Linked DNA regions of Homo sapiens: region 2 is linked to region 1. Evidence: read pairs that join two places in POLR2A ChIA-PET (ENCODE). Cell type or tissue: MCF 10A. All regions are shown on one strand. Each heading gives the region's core, and the rest is flanking DNA. Links, peaks and the distances in the headings are about the cores only.

Region 1 (7,797 bases), core at 1,222-6,221:
AGGTCTTCTATACTGAATGAACACTACAAAACGGTATTGAGATAAATTTATAAAGCCCTAAATAAATGGAAGAATATACCACGTCTATGGATTAGGTGACTCAGTAGTATTGTTAAAATGCCAATTGTCTGCAAACTGATCTCCAGTTTCAATACAAACTTTACCCAAATTCCTGGAAAAAAGAGAGAGAGAGAGGAGACAAGAGAAGAGAGAGGAGAGAGAGAGGAGGGAGAGAGAGAAAGAGAGCGAGAGAGAGAGCGAGAGAGAGCGCGCGCGCGTGCGCGTGCATGTGTATCTTTACAAGTGAGTCGAAATTGAAAAACTGATTCTAAAATACTATGAAAATATCCTTTAGGAGGACAAGGTGGGCAGATCACTTGAGGTCAGGAATTTGAGACCCGCCTGACCAACACGGCAAAAACCCAACTTGACTAAAAATACAAAAATTAGCTGGGCCTGATGGCGGACGCCTGTAATCCCAGCTACTCGGGAGGCTGAAGCAGGAGAATCACTTGAATCCGGGAGGTGGAGGTTGTAGTGAGCCAAGATCATGCCACTGCGCTCCAGCCTGGGCAACAGAGGGAAACTCCATCTCAAAAATAAATAAATACATACATACATACATACATACATACATACATACATACATTCATACATAAAATAAAATACTATGAAAATATCAGGGGAGGAGAGATGGGAGAGGGGGAGAAAAAGGAAGTCAGAGTATATACACTACCAGGTATCAAGATTCCTTATAAACTAGAATAAGACAGACCAACAGAACAAAAGAAGAGTCTAGAAACACACTCATATTTACATTGACATATGAAGTACATGTGAAAACATGATCTTAGAAAAAATTCCCAGTAGAAATATTTCATTCAACACTTTATTTTCTGAGCTATTATATCAATCACAACAGCACAATCAATCACATCAATCACAACTTAACAAATATTGTTTAACAAGTAACAAGTAACAATACTTGTTAAATTCTCTCACAATTGTGTTCAACAGCTTCCAAAATAATTAGCAGACCTTCTATCAAATCTTAATCTCTTACCTCCCCAAAAGCTCCTCGACCAATCACCTTTAATATTTCAAAGTCTTCTCTATGTAATCGCATTTGTTTCACTTTAGAAGTAAATGGTTTAGCTGAAATGAAAGAGCAATATCAATTATTTTCTTAATAAAATGTGATGCAAATTAGATATAAATAATGGTGTTTCTTAGTTACACAAAAATTCAAATTATGATTTAAGAATTGTCAAAATATTTAAAAATCCCAAACTATATGAGAATAAACAGATTTAATTTCCCTAAGAAAACAATATATTTTCTTTTATTTCTTACATATGAATTACATTTTTGGTGAGAAATGTATGTTTAAACTCCAAATAACATATAAAAGAATGCAAAGCAAGGGGGATGTAAAAATGAGACCAGTTTTAACATTCTATCAGCATTAAATATATATTTTAACACAAAGATATAAAAAATAAAAGCAGATTTCATGGCACCAGAGAGCTCTTCAGCAATTCCCACCAAGTAAACTCATGTTTCTTTCACGCTCATTCATTTGTTCCTTTAAAATGCGTTAGCAAACGTCTACAGTATACAAAGCATGGTGGCAATGACTGGAGTTTTTAAAAATTTGATTATGATATGATACTTTCCTTCAAGAAACTCTTAGTCTTCATTCAAGAAAGACAAGTATGCATATATGCAGACACAAAATTTAATAATGTGATAAAGTTTTAAGTGCTTCAGAATTAGTGAGAATAGAACACTAATTATGTGGATACTAATGCTTCACACAAAGGAGATAACAGATAAATTGAACCTTGAGGACTAAATAGAATCTTGCTGCTTTGCCTGGGTTTGACAATGTAGATATTCCAGGCAAGAGGGAACAATATAAGCAAATGAAGAGAGGCGAGGAAGTGAATTTGGGGTGTTAATGGTAAATAATCCATGGTAAAGAATTGTGAGAAGAAATGCAAAGAAATAAGAGCTAGAAAATGGAAAAGGCTTTGAATTTCATTAAAGGAATTTAGATGTAATCTTATTAATAATTTTAACTGGTAAATTAAAAATGTTTAATGATTAGAGCAATTACATATTCTGCTGCCTCTAAGAGAAGTTTAAACGTGTCTCCTTTCCTCTCCTCAGGTCCCTCTTTATTCTAACACAAAAAGGAACTGATATGATTAAAGGATCATAATACATGGGTGTAGCTGTCTTCTCTCTTCCTTCCATGGAGCCAGAGTGTGATAAGATCAAAGATACATATTTGAGCATTAGGGGAGTGAAACAGATAGGTCATACAGTTTGCTCTGATCTAAAAGTATGCATTTAGCTCTAACTAGCTTCGAAAACGGGTATTCCACACTGCTTAGTCAAGTCCACTAGGGATTTCTGTATTTGTGTTTTGTAAGGAAAGGAAAGAGAGAGAGGATTTCTATCTGGAATTGACACAACAGAGAAGAGAAAGAGAAAAAAATTAGCTGAACGTGGTGGCATATGCCTGTAGTCCTTAGCTACACAGGAGGCTAAGGCAGGAGGATAACTTGAGCCCAGGTATTCGAGGCTGCAATGAGTCATGATCATACCACTGCACTCCTGCCTGGGCAAAACAGCAAGATCCTGTCTCTTAAAAAGCAGTAATAAAAGAATTAATAATAATAAAATTCCATTTGCAACAGCATCCAAAAGAATAAAGTACTTAAAGATAAATTTAACCAATGAGGTGAAAGACTTGTACATTGGAAACTACAGAATATTGCTGATAAAAATTAAAGAAGACTTAAATAAATGAAAAGACATCCAGTATTCTAGATTGGAAGAAGACTTAATATTGTTAATATGACAATGTTACCCAAAGCAATCCACAGATTCAAAGCAATCCCTATCAAAATTACAATGGCATTACAGAAATAGAAAAACTCATCCTAAAATTCATATGGAGAGAGAGAAAAGACAACCCATAGAATGGGAAAAGTATTTGCAAATCATGTATCTACTAAGGAATTAATACCAGAATATACAAAGAACTCCTACAAGTCAACAACAAAAAACCCCAATTCAAAAATGGGCAAAAGTTTTAATAAACATTTCTCCAAAGAAGATAAATAAAAATGAAAAAAGAATGAGTTCATGTCCTTTGCAGGGACATGGATGAAGCTGGAAACCATCATTCTCAACAAACTAACACAGGAACAGAAAACCAAATACCACATGTTCTCACTCATAAGTGGGAGATGAACAATGAGAACATACATGGACACAGGGAGGGGCACATCACACACTGGGGCCTGTTGGGGTGGGGGCCAAGAGGAGGGAAAGCATTAGATAAATAACTAATGCACGCGGGGCTTAAAACACAGATGACAGGTTGATAGGTGTAGCAAACCACCATGGCACATGTATACCTATGTAACAAACCTGCATGTTCTGCACATGTATCCCAGAACTTAAAAGTAAAATAATATATATATGAAGATATATAAAAATGGCCAAAACACATATGAAAAGATACTCAACATCACTAATCATTAAGGAAATGAAAACCAAAACCACAATGAGATACCACTTCACAACCTCTACAATAGCTGAATTTTTTAAATTAATTAAATAAAACAGAAAATAACAAGTGATGAAGAGGATGTGGAGAAACTGGAACCCTCATTCATTGCTAGAGGGGATATAAAATGTTACTGCTGCTTTGTAAAACAGTTGGGTAGTTCCTCAAAAAGCTAAACATAGATTTACCAACATATCCCAGCAATTCCATTCCTATGTACCCAAGAGAATCAAAAGAAGAGATTCAAACAGATATCTGTACAATGATGTTCATGACAGCATTATTCGCAGTAGCCAAAAGGTGGAAATTATCCAAATGTCCATCAAGAGATGAACAGATAAACAAAATGTGATATATATATACAGACACACACACACACACACACACACACACACACACACACACACCAGTATGTTAAGCAGCTTTAAAATGAAGTTAAGGTCTGATACGTGCTATAATGTGGATAAATCTTGAAAACATGCTAAGTAAAGTAAGACAGGCATTAAAAGGCAAATATATTATGTCACTTAAATGAAATATCTAGAATAGGCAAATTCATAGAGACAGAAAGTAGATTAAAGGTTACTAAGGGCTGGGGGACAGGAGAATGAAAACTTATGGCTTAATGGTTACAGAATTTCTCTTTGGATAATGAAAAAGTTTTAGAGACAGCTATGTGATGGTTGTTACATAATATTATAAATATAATTTAATGCCACTGAATTGTACATGTAAAAGTGGTCAAAATGGCAAATTTTGTTATATGTATTTTACCACAATTTTTAAAAATTAGTAAGATATCAAAACCACTGAATTGTATACTTCAAACAGGTGAATTGTTTGGTATGTCAATCATGTCAGTAAAGCTGTTTTAAAACAAAATAGGAAGATGCTGGGCACAGTGGCCTGTAATCCCAGCACTGTAGGAAGCCAAGGCGGGTGAATCACCTGAGGTCAGGAGTTCAAGACCAGCCTGGTCAACATGGTGAAACCCTGTCTCTACCAAAAATACAAAAATTAAATGGGCATGGTAGTAAATGGGCGCCTGTAATCCCAGCTACTTGGGAGGCTGAGGCAGGAGAATCACTAGAACCCAGGAGGCGGAGGTTGCAGTGAGCCAAGATTATGCCACTGCACTCCAGCCTGGGCGATTGAGTGAGACTCTGTCTCAAAAAAAAAAGGAAGAAAACTTTTTTAAAAATCACACGCAAGTTTGACAAGGTGGGTGAAACCTTTTTTAAAAAAAATTACACACAAGTTTGACAAGGTGGGAGATACATACAGACCTACTAGAACTAAAAATGGGGCCGGGTGTGGTGGTTCACGCCTGTATCCCAATACTTTGGGAGGCCAAAGCAGACGGATTGCTTGAGTCTAAGAGTTCAAGACCAGCGTGGGCAACGTGGCAAAACTCTGTCTCTACAAAAATACAAATATAAAAATCGGCCAGACACGGTGGCTTGTGCCTGCAGTCCCAGCTACTCAGGAGACTGAAGTGGGAGGGCCACTTTAGCCCAGGAGATGAAGGCTGCAGTAAGCTTAGAGGGCGCCACTACACTCCAGCCTGGGCAACAGGGTGAAACCCTGTCCGGGAAAAAAAAAAAAAAAAAAGAACTGAAAATGGGAGCCTGACTATCCCCCCAAATAATTGTAACACCAGTCTTCTATACTTAAAAGCAGTTTTGATTTCTACTATATCACAAAATCACAAAACAAAGGCATCCTTAAACCGAAACCTAGCTCCCCCACCCAGACTAAATCAGAAATTCAGAAAAAGTGTGCTGCAGAGCTGACACTTCAGGTAAATTATACCTATTGACTATTCTAATTTGGGGTAAATATGAACACAGAACAATAAATATTAACAATATTAAGTGTCTATACAGGGGTATACAGTTATCTTGTCATATGATGATACCCTAAGTAGTATAAAGAAAATGAATCAAAACAAAGCTAAGGGTTATACAAATCATTACTGAGCACTCCATTCATAATGTCTGGGATAATTTAAAAGATGCCTTAACAAGTTATAGCTGAGAGTTCAGAAATTCAATGATAGAACCAAAAGAATCATGTATCAATTACTTGAATATTTCTTATTTCTATGCTGCATTTGAAAAAAAACTGATTATACGTTCAACTTATTCCTGAAAAAAGTTCATTAGCAATATTTAACAAAAGTGCTTTTATACAAAGATATGTTCTTAAAAATTATATCCACCAAAAAGTTCATTTCAAGCACACTCTATGATTAAAATAATTTTGAATATAAAAGACAAATTGCAAAAGACTTTATATTCATTACAACAATTGAAAAAGATATAATAATCACTACGCTACTGCCCTTGACAAAAATCAAGGGCATATAAGGGACTAATCAGATCTGTTGCGCTGGTAGATAAATGACATGCTATTCTGAATAGATGCTATTAGTGATATTTCACAAAGTACTACATCATCTAATGATAACAATACCTTGACTTTCTTCAGTGCTGTATACTTAAATGACTTCACTTGTGGCACACACTTTCTGAGGTATCTGCCACGCCGCCTCCCTCCCTTTTTCTGAAAATCTCCCCCTCAGTTCTCAGGGGTGGGCCAAGTGCATATTGTGAGGCCCCATTTAACTGGCCAGTGTTAACTGAACCAATATGGAAATCTGACCTAAGCTGGGGGACAAGTAATTTCAAACCTAACTCAGAGTCAGTCTCTGCAGATGATTACAAGAATTAACATACAAACTCAGCAAGTGTTGAGGCAAACATCCTACTATGACTCTAAAAGCAAAAGAGAAAATCAGTTCCACATAATGAAAGAGAAAAACAAAGCAGATGCATAGAGAAAGGCAAAGACAATGAGAAAAGGAAGTGTTCCGATAGCTTCCTTATTCCCGGTGTTCTGGCGATTCCTGACATTTGATTGCATCCCCGCCTTGTATTTCCCGAACAAGCCTGAATCTTACACTAAATACTTGGTTTTTAGCTCACAACTAGACACGGTTAGCTTCCAAACTAATACGTAATTTAGTTATCATAAAATCCATAAGGTACATATTATTAACCCTCATTAATATTATAAGGCCTAAACATAGTATGTGACTTGCTGGCCTAAACTTGACTAGTAAGTCACAGTACTACTATGACACTGCTAGCTCAGAGAAGGACACACCAACTTAGAAGTAATAGCTTAGAAGTAATAGTTTTATGTAAATTATGACAACTTGTCCAAACTTCAAGAATGTGATATAAAAATAAACAAAACAGAATCCTTTAATCATTGTCTTAATGTACTCTAGTTTTAAAAGTACTTCTTGGCAAAACAAAAACAAAAACAAAAAAAATTGATTTGGTACTAAGGACAAACTTTCTGTGTGATAATAATAATCTTAGCAGGCATTATTTTATTGGGAGCCATCTAAGCCAAGTACCATACTAAGAACTTCCCATTTTACAGAAAAAAAAAAAAAAGGTTTAGAAAGATAATATAAATTCCTGAATATTAAATACCTAGTAAGTGGCAAAGACAGGATTAAAACTCAGATCTATCAGGCTCCAAAAGCCTTTCCAACATAACAAGTTGCCTCTTTATTCCCAAAAGGTTTGAAATAAATACAGATGCTGAAATTAAGAGATTCAAAAGTGAAATAATTCTAAGTTAAATAAAAAAGATCTCTGAAACTGAAAAGAACAAAGTATGTTTCTATGTGAGTTCCTAAAACACTGCCTGGGGTTCATTGTTTACTGTTTAATGAACAGATAAATGAATAATTCTAGAAGAAAAAGAACTCAAAGTTCCAATACAAAATGCCTGGTATACCTTGCAAGGTACATCTTTCTCCCTACTCTGTGTAGCCCAAGATCCAACAACAGAGTCTCCTTCAATTCTCCCATCCAACCTCCTTCCTCCCTACAACTACTGGCCAGGTGGTAGGAACATAGATTGCAAGCCACTAGTGATAGCTACCATGGTGTCAGAAAGAAAGTGTCCAATAGAAAGAGAGAGTGGAAAGGCAGAGGCATAAGTGAGAAGAAAAGATGAGAAATGAAGACAGAGTCTGAAGGAGTAAGATAAGGCCTGGAAGAGAACAGAGAGTGCTGGAGCAAGAAATTTTAACCTTCCCTTCACCCATTATTTTCCTTCTTCTCTTTCGTCTCGAATTTCTCCAGTGGGTTTCCATTCTACCATTCTTCTTCTCCCTTATCTGCAATGGAATA
Region 2 (7,797 bases), core at 1,719-6,718, 280 kb before region 1:
GTGCTAGGATTACAGGCGTGAGCCACCGCGCCCGGCCAGATTTAGAATTCTTCTTATATCCTCCTAGGGATTGACCCTTCATTCTTATGTTATGCCTCTTTTCATCTCTGTGAAAGTCCTCATTGTCTGATATTACTATAGCTACATTCCAGCTTTGTTTTGGGTAATGTTTGCATGTTACCTTTTTTTTTTCCCCTGTACTTTCAACTTTTAAAATGTCCTTATGTTTAATGCATATCTATGAGCAGCATATATAGTTGGTTTTTTGTGTGTTTTAAGTGTAGACTGATAATCTTACAATGAGAATATTTAGTCCATTTACATTTAAATGCAATTGTGGATGTATTGGAGTTTATATCTACTACCTTAGTTTTTGTTTGTTTACTATTTGACCTGTCTGTTATGTCCCCCTTTTTCTCACCTGTTTTGCCTTCTTTTAAATTAATCAAGGACTTAAAATTATAGTCATGCGTCTCTCTTTTTTTTTGGAGACAGTCTCGCTCGGTCACCCAGGCTGGAGTGCAGCGGCGTGATCTCGGCTCACAGCAACCTCAGGCAATTCCCATGCCTCAGCCACTCGAATAGCTGGAATTACAGGTGTGTGCTGCCATGCCCGGCTAATTTTTGTAGTTTTAGCGGAGACAGGGTTTTGCCATGTTGGCCAGGCTGTTCTTGAACTCCTGGCCTCAAGTGATCCACCTGCCTCAACCTTCCAAAGTGCTGGGATTAAAGGCATGAGCCACCGCACCTGGCCCTCATGTGTGTCTTAACAAGGATTCAGTCCGAGAAATGTGTCGTTAGGCAGTTTCATCATTGTGTGAACATCATAGAGTGTACTTACACAAACCTAGATGGTATAGCCTGCTACATGCCTAGGCTGTATGGCATAGCCTGTTGCTCCTAGGCTACAAACCTTTACAACATGTTACTGTACTGAATACAGTAGATAACTGTAATACAACGGTATTTGTGTACCTAAACATAGAAAAGGTATAGTAAAAATATGATACAATCTATCACTGTCGTATATGCAGTCCGTTGACTGAAATGTTACATGATGCGTGACCGTGCATGTTCTCTCTTTGTTAGCTCTTATGTTTTACATTCCTTTACGGTTCTTTTGGTGATCACTCTTGAGATTACAGCACGCATCTTGACTTATTACAATATAAAAATAAGTGATTATTTTTACTACTTCTCCAATGATGCTAATACCTTAGAACACTTTTTAGATATTAAGATATATTAAACACCACAAGAATTATTTCTTTGTACAGCCCATATGAATTTAGATTTACCCACATATTTGCCCTTTTTTGTGTTTCTTTCTTCCTGCATTTCTATAATTTTATTTGGTATAATTTTCTTTTTCTCTGAGGAACTCTCCTCTCTCTTACAGTGTAGTCTGTTAATCATGAATTCTTTTAGTTTTTATTTATTTTTTATTGATTTATTTTTTGAGATGAAGTTTTGCTCTTGTCACCCAGGCTGGAGTGCAATGGCGTGATCTCGACTCACTGCAACCTCTGCCTCCCGGGTTCAGGTGATTCTCCTGCCTCAGCCTCCTGAGTAGCTGGGATTACAGGTGCATGCCACCACACCCAGCTAATTTTTGTATTTTTAGCAGAGATGGGGTTTTGCCATGTTGGCCAGGCTGATCTCGAACTCCTGACCTCAGGTGATCCACCCACCTCTGCCTCCCAAAGTGCTGGGATTACAGGCATGAGCCACCACACCCGACCTAGTTTTTATTTTTTTGAAAATGTCATTATAGCTGGGCACGGTGGCTCATGCCTGTAATCCCAGCACTTTGGGAGGTCAGGGTGGGTGGATCATGAGGTCAAGAGATCGAGACGATCCTGGCTAACACGGTGAAACCCCATCTCTACTAAAAGTACAAAAAGTTAGCTGGGCGTGGTGGTGGGTACCTGTAATCCCAGCTACTTGGGAGGCTGAGGCAGGAGAATCACTTGAACTGGGGAGGTGGAGGTTGCAGTGAGCCAAGATGGCGGCGTTGCACTCCAGCCTGGATGACAGCTCCATCTCAAAAAGAAAAAGAAAAAAAAGAAAAAAGAGAATATATCATCATACTTTATTTTTTTAAGGTATTTTTGCTGGGTAGAATATTCGATGTTGAAAATGTGTTTCCTTTGATCACTTTAATAATATTCCTCTATTGTTTTCTTACTTTGATTGTTTTTTTGAAAATGTGGCTATCAGTTATATTGCTGCTTCTTTGAAAGTTATGTCTTATTTCTTTTCTCTGGCTGCTTTTACGATTTCCTTTTTGTTTTTGTTCTCTAGCAGTTTGACTGTGACATGCTTGAGTGTGGTTTGCTTTGTATTTATTCTGCTTGGGGTTTACAGAGCATCTTGAACTGTGGCTTCCATCAGTTTTGGAAAATTTTGATCATTTCTTCAAATACTGTATCTGTACTATTCTCTCCTCTCTTTCTGGGACTCCAATTACACATATGTTAGATCTTTTCCCTCTGTCCCCTGTGTCTCCTTTGCTCTTTTCTGTATTTTCCATGCCTTTTTCCATTTATCCTTCAGTCTTGCAGGTTTAGAGGAGATGACTTATCTCCTCTGTACCTATACATTGAGAAATGGACACCTACAGAAGTGAGACTTTAATGGATAGAGGAGGCACTAGAGAAGACTTGCCAGAAGGAGTTGAGCACTGCTTTGTGCATAGCTCTGTGGTGGTTCCTGGGGCCTTCACACAGGAACTTACAATCCACATCATTAAGGCAGAAGGGGAGAGAGGAAAAGGGGAGAGAGGAAGACAGGAAACAAAAAGTAAAGAAAGAGGAAGCAATAATATTATTTGATTCTGTGTAGAAAGGATTTTGAAATTTGACCTGTGAAAACAAGGAGATGCTCATATGAGAAAAAGCAGGTCAGTGGGCCAGGAATGAAGAGTAGAGGGAATGGACCTTTGGGTATCCTATTATTTTTAAAAGGTAAAAGGTTGGGGGTCCCTTACTCCCAGAAAAATACTTTGCTTTTAAATATAGCTTATGAGACTCTATTGGGTTTCCTAAGAGGTAAGGTAACTCTCTTATGTTAGAAAACAGGCATTGCTTAGGCTGTTGGCTCTTGTTGCTTAATTTCCCAAAGATGCCAGTACACTTCGGATACTGTTAATACACCAGCAGCAAAGCTCTCTCTGGGACCATTGTGCCCCATCCCCCCAAACTTTTGTGTCCCTCATCTCAGTGGTAAAATTTAAAACAAACATTGGGTGAATGGGCTTGGGGTGGTTATTTTTAAAATTTTGCATGTAAGGACATTTAAAACAAAGCACCACTTTATACCATCACTTTATTTATCTTTTCAAAAGGACATTTTAACAGTGCAAAAGTATAAAGTACGTGCTTTAAGACAGAGGAGAATAAATGGAATAACTTAGTTTTGTGAAAGACTCACAGTATCACTTGGTTTCTGGACACGGTTCGAGACCTGGCTGTGGCTTGCTGTGGCCTTGAGAGCCATCCCACAGCAGCAATGCTGTTGGACCCTTTGGCTGGGACCTTCAGGACCCCCTGCAACAGCACTGTGTGCCCTAACCTGCTGGCATGATGCCCCTTTGTTGACAGGGCTGCATACAAGGCCAGCGACAAGTGGCAGGCAGTGACGCCAGCCTGATTTGCTGAGGGCACACGCCATGCTTCCTGCAGTGCCAGTGCTCTTCTGGGTCCACTTTGCAGCAGGATAGATGTGTTCTAGATCCAAGAGTTCTGCACCCTCAGCAGGGGTGCGGGAGTGTAGTTTTTTGCCTTCTCAGGAGCCTCCTTGGAAAGGGGCTTTTCTGTGTATTTCAGGAGCTCTGTGTTGGAGATGAGAGAGGTTCTTATTCTCTCCTGTTACAGATGAGGAAGCTGAGCCAAGAAGAAGCATATGGCCCAGGGCCATATGGTTATTTGTGACATCCCTGGGACTAGAGCCCAGGCCTCTGTGGTGTGTGTGGAAGTCTGAGCCTGGCCAGGCTCTGTAATTAGGCCCCAGAGGGGCTATAGGGCTTCCCTTCCCCCACCAGTCCAGTTCTGGGAACAGAGGGACAGATCCTGAGAACCTGTGAGAGCAGCCGCTAGGAACTCCTCTCGCCTTCCCGTGCCCCTTCCTGCCATGCTGGGGGCTGCAGCCCCCTCCCCAGGCCCCCTGTCCTCCCCTGAGGCTGGGGGCAGCTGGAGGATGCCAGGTGGTGATAGAGAAAGACTGAACACTGGGGATTCAGGAACACCTTGAAGCAAAGGGAAGCCTCCTGGGCTGCTGCATTTTCTGTGGGGATTTCTTGTCTATTAGATGAGGATTGTTGGATGCCTCAGTAAAAGCTGGGCTTAGCGCAGCGCCTGGTTTATAGTTTGCTGCTGTTTAGCTGTATCTTTACCCCTTGCTGGTAGAGAAACTCCCCCGAGCCCTTCTCTGTAAACAGGCCTAGTTTCTGGCAGGTAAAGCCAAAGCCCCAAGGAACTTTACTTACTCACCCCTGCCCTTAAGCACTTTTCACCCAGCCTGCTAGGAAGGGCCCTGTTTGTTGGAAGTTGTTTGATGTTTTGCTTTTTTTAACCTCCTGGTGTCCATCTGGGCAGAAGCCGAGTGACTGCCCACAGGAGGGCCCTGTTTGGCTCTGATGACCTCCTAGAGGGACTTTTGGGAGGATGGGGCCTTGTGGGGGACTGGGCTCCAGAAGTCATAGGAGGTTGGCCTGCAGCCTGTGTTCCTGCCTGGGGGAGAGCCTGCCCCTCCCTCCCCTGTCATTCCTTCATTGCATAACTTCTCTCGGAGAAACATGTCAGAAGCTTTCCTGGAACAGGCCAGGAGGGAAGCAAGGCTGCTCACAGTGGCTTTAGAGCCTGGAGCTTGTGCTGGGGCTGGTTTTCCTCCAGGACGACCTTGCTGGCCACGTGGGCCAAGCCGGGGGCGCTCTTAGAATGTGGATCTGAGCAGGGAGAGGTGTGAGGTGTCCTGAGGGCTGTGGGGGTGCCGAGTGGGGTCCCACGAGGACCCGGGGAGTGCCGGCTGAGGTGCTCATCTTCTGGAGTTGCCTCCAGTGCTGGCTGGTTCTAATGGAGGGCAGAGGCTGGCCTGGGTTCCTGAGCAATGCGCTGAGTCTGGGGCGGGAGGGCCTCAGTTTATTCTGGGTTCACTGGTGCAGGAGCTCGTGAGGCCAAGGTCAGGGTTGCTGGCCAGCTGGGCTGGTTTCTGTCCCCTGGGGAGCCTGCCTGTCTGTCAGTGGGCAGCGCCTTGGCCTGGCACTGGGCTGGTCGGTCCTGAGGGACGTGTGGGGCCTGAGGCCTCCTCTGTGGAATGTTCTTTTGGTCATTTGTTTAATAACAGGTCCTTGCCAGTGGAGAGCTGTGTGCCTGAAAGTGGCCAGAGAACAGTTTGAGGGGGGTCCTGATGGAGGGTGATGAGGGGGACACACCTCTGCCTGCAGAAGGAGGAGCTCAATGTGGCCCACCCTACAGCTGTGGCATCTCCGGTAACCTGTGGATCCACCTGCCCCTCTCGTGGGCTTGTCTCTGGACTTGCTTCAGGCAGAGAAGAATCCAGACACAGAGAGACATTGGTGAAGGTCACTGCAGTGCACAGGCTAATGTTGCCTGTCTCCGTTTATTTCGCTAAGTCAGATCGTGTGCTCGAGTGCTGGCAGGGCAGAGGTGGGCAGGCATCAGGGAGTTAATGTTTAAACGGGGACTGTGTCTCCCAGCTCTGAGCCCAGGGCTTTCTACAGCGAGAGAAAGAGCTGATGTACCTGCCAGGCACCCCCATCCCAACACAGCAGACATCTGTACCATGTGTGTTGTCACTCCTGAGGGCCAGGAGGCTCAGCTTATCCTGCCCCATGCTGCCCAGTACGGAGCCGCCAGCCGCACGGGGCCTTGGAAATGCGGCTGGTCCACAGTGGGATGTGCTGAGTATAAAACACACATGGTGTTTGGAGACTTTGTGCACACACACAAGTGCAAAATATCTCTAATAATATTTATTTTGATTACTTGTTGAAATGATAACATTTTGGGTATATTAAGTAAATTATACTATTAGAATTCATTTTGCATGTTTCTTCTTGCCTTTTTCAGTGTGGCTGCTAGAAAAGTAACAATTATATGTGTGGCTTGCCTTCTATTTCTTTTGTTCTGCGCCGGCCCAGCCTTTTTGAATAGAGTCACGAGAACAACAGCAGCTGCTTGTGTGGCCTTTGTGTGTTCCTGGCCCGGCGAGTGCTCTACTCACGCCCGCACGACAGCCTGTGAGGCAGGGGCTGCCCAGACTGCTGGGGACGTGGAGGGTGCACTGTTGCCCAGGTGTGGGTAAAAATGTATCGCAAAAACATTTTTTTAAAAATTGAGTTGTCTTCTTTTTAGTTTTAAAATGTACTTTTCATTAAATTTTCAACAAGTTCTGTATTTTTCATAAAAGTCATGCATAATCACTGTAGAGAATTTGGAAACATGCAAGCAGATGCCAGTTTCCTTGCGCCTTAAACAGAGCGTCCTGGTGTGAGCCCTCTCCCCCAACAGCCCCCTGCTGCGATGTTGCCTGGCTGCCGGGCAGTGGGGCTGTGGCGCTGCGATGTTGTCTGACTGCGGGGCTGTGGGACTGCGATGTTGCCTGGCTGTGGGGCTGCGGGACTGCGGGGCTGTGGGACTGCGATGTTGCCTGGCTGCGGGGCTGCGGGACTGCGGGGCTGTGGGACTGCGATGTTGCCTGGCTGCGGGGCTGTGGGACTGCGGGGCTGTGGGACTGCGATGTTGCCTGGCTGCGGGGCTGCAGGGCTGCGGGACTGCGGGGCTGTGGGACTGCGATGTTGCCGGGCTGCGGGGCTGCGGGACTGCGGGGCTGTGGGACTGCGATGTTGCCTGGCTGCGGGGCTGTGGGACTGCGGGGCTGTGGGACTGCGATGTTGCCTGGCTTCGGGGCTGCGGGGCTGCGGGGCTGCGATGTTGCCCGGGTGCGGGGTGCGGGGCTCTCCGAGGCCGGCTCATCGTGCGGCCGCTCTGGTCTCAGCCCTGCCGGCCATGGTCACCGTGCCCAGCCAGGTGCTCTTCACCCTCTTTCTGCTCACCCATGCCTACCCGGAAAGCCAGCTACAGCTGGGTATAAAGGAAGAGAATACTGGCCCTGGGTGAGGTGTGGCATTAGTGGCACCTTCTGGGCTCCTGGGCAGGGGTGGGGAGTGGCTTTCTTGAGCAGCTGGGATCATTCATTGACTGATTTTTGGATAAATGAGGTGTTAGTGGACCTTGATTCGGAAGATTGTGAAAGAGGATAATGGGAAGGCCTGGCACCCCACGGTCCTCAGATGTCAGTGTTTGCCAGCCCCGCAGAAAGGGCAAGGTGGGCGAGAGGGCCTTCCATTACCCAGCGAGGGCTGCGCCTGAGCCCCGCGAGTTCCCCTGGCTTGGATTAGGGGGAGCCAAAAGTGTTCTCACTCTCACCACCAAGTGCTTTGTATGCCTGTGGCAACACCTTTCCTGTTCCAGTGAATTAGGGAAGTCTAGGTGATGGGAGGCTCTTCAGACAGACCTGAAGCGGGTGGTTGTGTTCTCAGGGTGCCCTGTGTGGTCGGGGTGACGTTGGTCTGTGGACCATCCCTGGTCCGTCTTCCCATTTGTGCTGGGTCCTTCCCAGGTGCTTCCCAGCTGGCATTACTTTGGGGTGTCCGTGTGCCCGTGAGCCTGTGAATTATCAAAGGTGATGGTGTGGAGTGGGGGATTCCTGAATCTTTTTCACTGAAACACCTACCTCGAGCCAAATGTTCTCTTAAAACAACAGGTGGCATCTCCC

What was found. Peaks named below come from ENCODE experiments on the same cell type or tissue, not always from the same donor. Only the 100,000 strongest peaks of a DNase experiment are listed, where the experiment ranks them.
Region 2: POLR2A ChIA-PET joins it to region 1 with 5 read pairs; 2 of 35 experiments call an interaction of 5 or more read pairs at or near these places.

The regions. Positions count from the first base shown.
Region 1 is chr1:227,253,001-227,260,797 of GRCh38, forward strand. It overlaps CDC42BPA (CDC42 binding protein kinase alpha), which reads right to left. Exons shown (of 37, transcript NM_001394014.1): 2 at 1,064-1,155. Among named protein-coding and RNA genes, the nearest start is that of CDC42BPA, 62 kb to the right of the region's middle. In MCF 10A, for the core only: no CTCF peak of the experiment used is centred there; no DNase peak of the experiment used is centred there.
Region 2 is chr1:226,969,499-226,977,295 of GRCh38, forward strand. The region is part of intron 4 of COQ8A (coenzyme Q8A); the gene reads left to right. Among named protein-coding and RNA genes, the nearest start is that of COQ8A, 33 kb to the left of the region's middle. RefSeq lists a silencer at 2,336-2,536 and an enhancer at 4,330-4,943. In MCF 10A, for the core only: no CTCF peak of the experiment used is centred there; DNase peaks (open chromatin) are centred at 4,533 and 4,773.